Linked DNA regions of Mus musculus: region 2 is linked to region 1. A link is a loop called in an ENCODE intact Hi-C map of the cell type or tissue named here. Cell type or tissue: gastrocnemius. All regions are shown on one strand. Each heading gives the region's core, and the rest is flanking DNA. Links, peaks and the distances in the headings are about the cores only.

Region 1 (2,903 bases), core at 243-2,742:
CAGCCTTGCTGTGTCCTGTTTACAACACTGACCTCCTAGGTTTGCTGTGATGTTTCCTTAAGTTTTTAAGTTAGATTTTGTTTGTTGGCTGTTTCCAGAGCTGGGGATCAAACCCAGTGCCTCCTATTTACTAAGCACAATTGGTCACCGAGGTACACTCCCAGGCCCTTAGGAAAGAAGTTTAAAAAGGCATCAAAGGGGAGAGGTATCCTTCAAGGATGTTTAACAATCCTTTCAACCATTTAATTCTGTCAATTCTTTTCATGGCAGTTGTTGTTCCCCATTTCTTCTCTCCTTACTTCAATTTGTTCCTTGTAACCTACAACTCTATTAACAGACATTCTTATTTTTTTCCTAACCCAGCTACTTTAAAAGGTATATCTAATTTAGTCTCTGAGACACCTTACAGTTTTTTGTTACTCTAATCTGCACATCGACCTAGAAGGGACCTAAACTATTCAAATGTCTTTGTAAGGAAAGAGGATAAAATCAGAGGGTTGAGAGCTGGAGAGATATAGCTCAGCGGTTAAGAGCCCTGACTGCTCTTCCAGAGGTCCTGAGTTCAATTCCCCGCAACCACATGGTGACTCACAACCATCTGTAACCGGGTGACAGTGTACCCATATAAATTTAAAAAAAATCTTTAAAAAATAAAATAATAATAATAAAAGATTAGAGGGTTGAAGAAGATGGGATGAGTTTTGGTTGTGCTTGTGCATGCGTGTGCCAGAGGTCAGCCTCAGGTACAGTCTAGCACTTGAATTTGCAAATAAATTAAAGCAAGGCCTAAATTTAGTTAGGTGACTTCATAGATTTGAGCCTAGAACTAAGGTTTATTTAAAAACTAATAGTCTGTGCTATAGTTTCCTGATAGGCTATCCGGTGGCTTTGTGCCCTGATGGGAAGAACAAAAGGAGAGTAAGCCAAGCCAGTCTTTTACGTGCACTTTCCTCATAAGACTTGGGTAAGACGAACTCTTTTCATCCAGCATTAACATTGTTTGCTTGTGCTCTGTCCTAGAACCTGCGGTTGTGGCAGACATGGCCTCAGGCTGGTCAAAAAGTCTTGTCTCTACCTAGAATTCTCACTGACTAGAGGAGAGGGGAACCCCAAGAAGGGGAATCTTTCCTCTCACTCGTTAGCCTCCTCGTTACCTCCCTTCAAAAGAACTCTAGAACTGTGCTCCGCGGGCTTCCCAGAGGGAAAGAATCCCACAGTGCAGGTCAGCTTTCTAGCAGCAGGACACCCACGAGCCCCGTCCACTCAGACCCAGTTTCGGGCTGGAGAATCCTGGTGGCGAAACCGGGCCAGGAACACAAGAGCAGCCAATAGCCTCCTAACTCTCAAGAGTTCTCTGCGGCTGCGGAGGCAGGGCAGAGAGGGAGGGGCGTGTCGCGGGAAGCCCCGCCCCGTTCCGTCACGTGGGGCGGGATCGGAAGCGTGACGGCGTGCGCGGGGGCGGAGCCGTGGCTGCGCGCGGGCGCGGGGGCGGGGCGCGGCGCGGCGCGGCGCGGCGCTCACGGCTGCGGCTTAGGAGAGAGAGAGAGAGAGGGAGAGAGGCCGGGCAGGCGGCGGGCGGCGCGGCTCTCAACCTGATTGACCGACTGACCCTCGGGGCTGACGGGCTGACCGGCGGACGGCGGCGGCGGGAGTCGGAAGCCGCGCCGGGCGACGCTGAGAACCGGCGGGTCAGGTCCCGCGGCCGCCGCACGGTCGGGGCGCTGAATGAAGCGCCCGCCCCGCTGAGCCCCGAGCCCGGCGCGGTCCCCGCAAGATGGACGGTTTCGCCGGCAGCCTCGGTGAGTCCGGCCGCGGGCTCGCGCCCCTCGTACGTAACCCGGGACCCCGGCTTCCTGCGCGCGCGCGCGCCGCGGGCCCTGCTCCCCGGGCTGCCCCTGCGGGTGGCCGCCGCTCCCGGCACATGGTCCCCGCGAGGCTGCAGCCCCGCCGCCGCCTCCGGGACGGGCGGCCCCTCCCCCCATGCAGCCCTCGCCTCCAGACCCTCCCTTCTTCCCAGAGCCCCCTTCAGTGCGGGGGCCCTCCTTCCCCTCAACGACCCTCCAGCCGCTGCTACGTCCCTCCCGGTACACTTAGCACCTTCTTCTGACCCCCCCACCCCGTTAAAGTCAGGGCACCCCTTCATCAAATACAGACTCTCCCTCAGAGTACATCTCTCCACTTAAACGGAATGATAGGCAAGATTGGGGCAGCCTTTCCGGAGGGAGTAGGAATCCCCAGTCCCACTTCTGGATTGGAGTCACCCCTTTCAGTCTTTATATTTGAAGATTTATTAAGTAGCCCTCAGTAACTGACAGCTTCCCTCCACTTCCCTGAACGTTTTGCAGTGGTGGAGAGCATTATCATCTACTCAATACAGGGAAGGAAGAGGCGCATCTGTGTTGGGGGACCCTCTTTAAGAGTGAAAGCAGAAGTATGCTCTCCATGCGTGCTGGAGAGAAGTAATCCTGCCCAATGAACCCATAAGAGGGGGCCTCAATCGGAAAAGAAAGGATTCTCCATTTTTGGAATATGCTGTCTTTGTGGAATGGAGAGAAAGGGATAGGGTATCCTGTTGGCTGAAGTGTTTTCTCAGTGTTCCATTTAACCAGAGTACAGGTGCTAAATGTTGTGACTGACTTGAGGAACAGAACTCCAGGGTAACCAGTACCTGTGTCTGGAATGGCTATTCTTTGAGGCCACTGGAATCCAGTTACTGTAGAGATTTCAGTGTTACGGTGAGAGAAACGATTCTGTTTTTGCTGATACTGCGGTTATGTGATACCAGCGACTGGGTTTGATTTGTATATTTGACTAGTTTATGTGGTAGTAGCGTGTATAGTCGGATGCTTTTCTTTTTCCATTTCGTGATAATAAATCTCTAGTTAGTTAATGTTCACTGATCA
Region 2 (2,903 bases), core at 91-2,590, 74 kb before region 1:
TCCTTACCACCTGGCAGCAAGCAGTTCCTGAGGGGCTAGCCTCATTCCTGCCACCCCAAGTGGGAAATCCCTATCTCAAGGACGGTTTCGAAGCCTAGACAGAAATGTTCACATCACTGGCAACAGCTTTCCAAAGGCTAAAGCTGGCACCTCTAGGGGCCCACTGCCTGGAGCAGGCTCCGAGATCAGTGGGGTGGGTCACAGAGAGCACATCCGGTCTGGTACATCCTCTGCAGGGGTGGGGACCATTGTGCAGCTAGCTGGCCTTCCCAGGGGCGCTGTCGCATGTCCTCAGTCAGAGACCAACAAGCAGGAGGCCTGGCTGGCCTGGAGAGTCTGCAAGACCAGAACACGCGGTGCCTCTGAGCACCCACACGCTGGCGGGGAGTGGCTAGGGAGCTGAAGGTGGGGTTCGGGGAGGATTCCCCGGGCAGTGCGGGGGACGAGCCTGCGGACCGCTGGCGCGCGCCCCCGATCCTCCCCGCGGGAACGGGAGCGCGGCGCCGCGGGAGGAATCCCAGCTATTTCCTCTGCGCCCCGCGGTATGCGGCCGGCTCGCCTCCCTCCGAGTGAGCGAGCGCGGCCCCGGCACCAGCTGACTGCCAGCTGCCCTGGCCGCGCCGTGCAGCTCCGGATCCCGGCCAGCCGCCCCCTCGTCCCAGGCCACGAAACCGGCCTTTCCAGCAGCCTGAGACCTGTACCGCTGTGCCAGCCAGAACCTGTCCCCGGCCCGCGTGGAAAAGCCGGGCGGACATTAGCGCCCACGCGAGTGTCATGCGTCTGGGTCTGAAACTACAAGTTCCTTAACCTAGTTCCCAAACTGTTGTGCAACGGTGACCCCGGCCTACTCATCTGTGTTGCGACAAGGTTAAATGTGAAAAAGAAAGACAGAGACAGAGTGTCAAGTGTATTTTCGTTTCTCTAGGTCGTTGCTGCTGTTCTTTATTTTGCTTTCCAGTCATAAGATCCTGTGCTGGCCTCTTTCCAGCCCGGCTTGTCAGTGAAATAGTCAGAGCGGGCTTTACTCGGAGACCTGTAGGTGGCTAACTCCTGCTGGGCCTGGTCTAGACTGGGTTCTCACTTTGCATCATCTATCTATCTATCTATCTATCTATCTATCTATCTATCTATCTATCACGGTTTGCCAAAGTTTCCCATGTTGGCCTCGAACTCGTAGGCAACCCTCCTGCTTCAGTTCCCCTAGTGCTGGAATGACAAGCTGTGAGCCACTATGCCCAGCCTGTGCTCTCGTTGTTTTGTTTTAGGGGTGGGGGGTTGATTGTTTGTTTGTTTTGTAGCTTTAAAAAGTCTGATAATGGAGTCCTCCTTGCTTTTAACCATTGTGCTCCGAACCACAATCACTGCTTGGAAGGCAGAGAGGTCAGTTATTTATATATGTTCAAATGATGTCATTGCTGTCTGAGAGCAACCAGGGAGGTAGTTGGTGGTTAGGGGAAATTGAAGGTGCGCACGGCCGATAACAGGTCTGCAAACGTGGAGTCCGGTAGTTGTGTGTCTGAAAAGAGGATTGTCACCGTGAACTCTCTGGGACCCTCTTTTCCTACTACAAAGAAAAATTCTTGCCAGTTTTGCCTTTAACTCTTCTGAGTAGCTGCCACCAGGGCGGGGAGGAAACTGAGACAGATCCTTGGCCACCCACACCTGCCTCACCACGCCCACAGCCGCGGCTGCTGGGACACGGGAGCTGGAAAGCCCCGGTTTCACCAGGCCTAACCACCAAGCCCTTTGCACAAAGGAGCTGCAGTCTGGCGTTTCCCCTGCCCGCCCTCAGTTTAGACTTCTTAGCTTCCATCCCAGCTTGCATCCATGGCCAAGCGCCAGCCACTTAAATCGATAATGTGCCCCCCACCCCCCAGAACAGTCCCTACACATGTGGCAGCCATAGACCTCATAGATCCAGGTGGAGACAGAACCGGAGAGATAGGTACTATAAATATCGCAGGCCAGCAGCAGGCAGTCTGAGCCTGCAGGCAGAGGCTCCCCACCCGCTCGCTCGCCCGCCCGCGCCTGAGCAGGGCACTTCCGGCCATCAGAGTAGGAGGAGCAAACAGCATCAGTATCAGAGGCCTGAGTTTCCTCTCCCCTAAGATCCCATCCTGAGCCTTTATCTCCTGCCTTGGCTCTCTCTTCCTAACTCAGAAGTCCCCTGACCTTTATCTTCTCTCCTCGTTTTCTGACCACCAGGGTATGCTGGAGGTGTCTTGAAGAAATGCAGGCCACTCTTTGAATTGGTGAGAAATGCCTTTAGTTTAAAAGGGAGAGGGGGACAAGGGTGTACTCAGTTGCTAGAGCGCTTTGCTCCCATGCCTAAGCTCTGGCTTCAAGCCCCAGTGTCACATAAACCAGGTGTGGTGTACACTTCTATAATCAAAAGGTAGGAGCAGAAGGCTCAGACATTCTAGACCATTTTCTGCTACAAAGCAAGCTCAAGGCCAGTCTGAGATTCATGAGCCCCTGTATCAAAAAGATACAACGTGACACTTAATTTTGATTGGACCTACTAGGACAATCTACTAACAGCAGAACCGCTAGTGGCAAAGAACCGGAAAGTGGGGAAGTGACGCCTCCAGAAAATGAGGGCTGCTACCCCAGCAAGCTGGTGGCTGTCTAGTGGGACTTCCTGAACTGGGTCTGCCAGGTCTTGTGTTTGGTGAGATATAGTATTTCAGGAGGGACTTGTTTCTTCTTAGATTCAACTGAGACAAAAAGGGTTAATAATAAGGCCCAGGGCCTCTGATGGATGCAGGTTTTCTGTAGGGTGCTCAGTGGTCTGCTAGCTTGGGGAAAGGGTGGAAGGAGGTTGGCATATTTGAAGCTCAATGGAGCGATCTAACACACCATTCTTCAAGTGGGGCTGCAAAAATAAACCCCTATTTAAAGTA

The links. Hi-C counts contacts between places; a loop is a spot of excess contacts. Peaks named below come from ENCODE experiments on the same cell type or tissue, not always from the same donor. Only the 100,000 strongest peaks of a DNase experiment are listed, where the experiment ranks them.
Region 2: it touches region 1 in a loop (5-fold over the local background); 13 of 42 quality-filtered maps call a loop at or near these places.

Annotation. Positions count from the first base shown.
Region 1 is chr17:83,349,441-83,352,343 of GRCm38, forward strand. It overlaps Eml4 (echinoderm microtubule associated protein like 4), which reads left to right and starts at 1,501. Exons shown (of 23, transcript NM_001379374.1): 1 at 1,501-1,799. The coding sequence starts at 1,775. In gastrocnemius, for the core only: a CTCF peak has its summit at 1,272; DNase peaks (open chromatin) are centred at 1,429 and 1,799; H3K4me3 peaks cover 1,981 bases; H3K27ac peaks cover 2,039 bases.
Region 2 is chr17:83,275,839-83,278,741 of GRCm38, forward strand. No RefSeq gene overlaps it. Among named protein-coding and RNA genes, the nearest start is that of Gm24240, 7.3 kb to the left of the region's middle. In gastrocnemius, for the core only: CTCF peaks have their summits at 291 and 1,032; DNase peaks (open chromatin) are centred at 491, 949, 1,744 and 1,981; H3K4me3 peaks cover 2,211 bases; H3K27ac peaks cover 2,500 bases.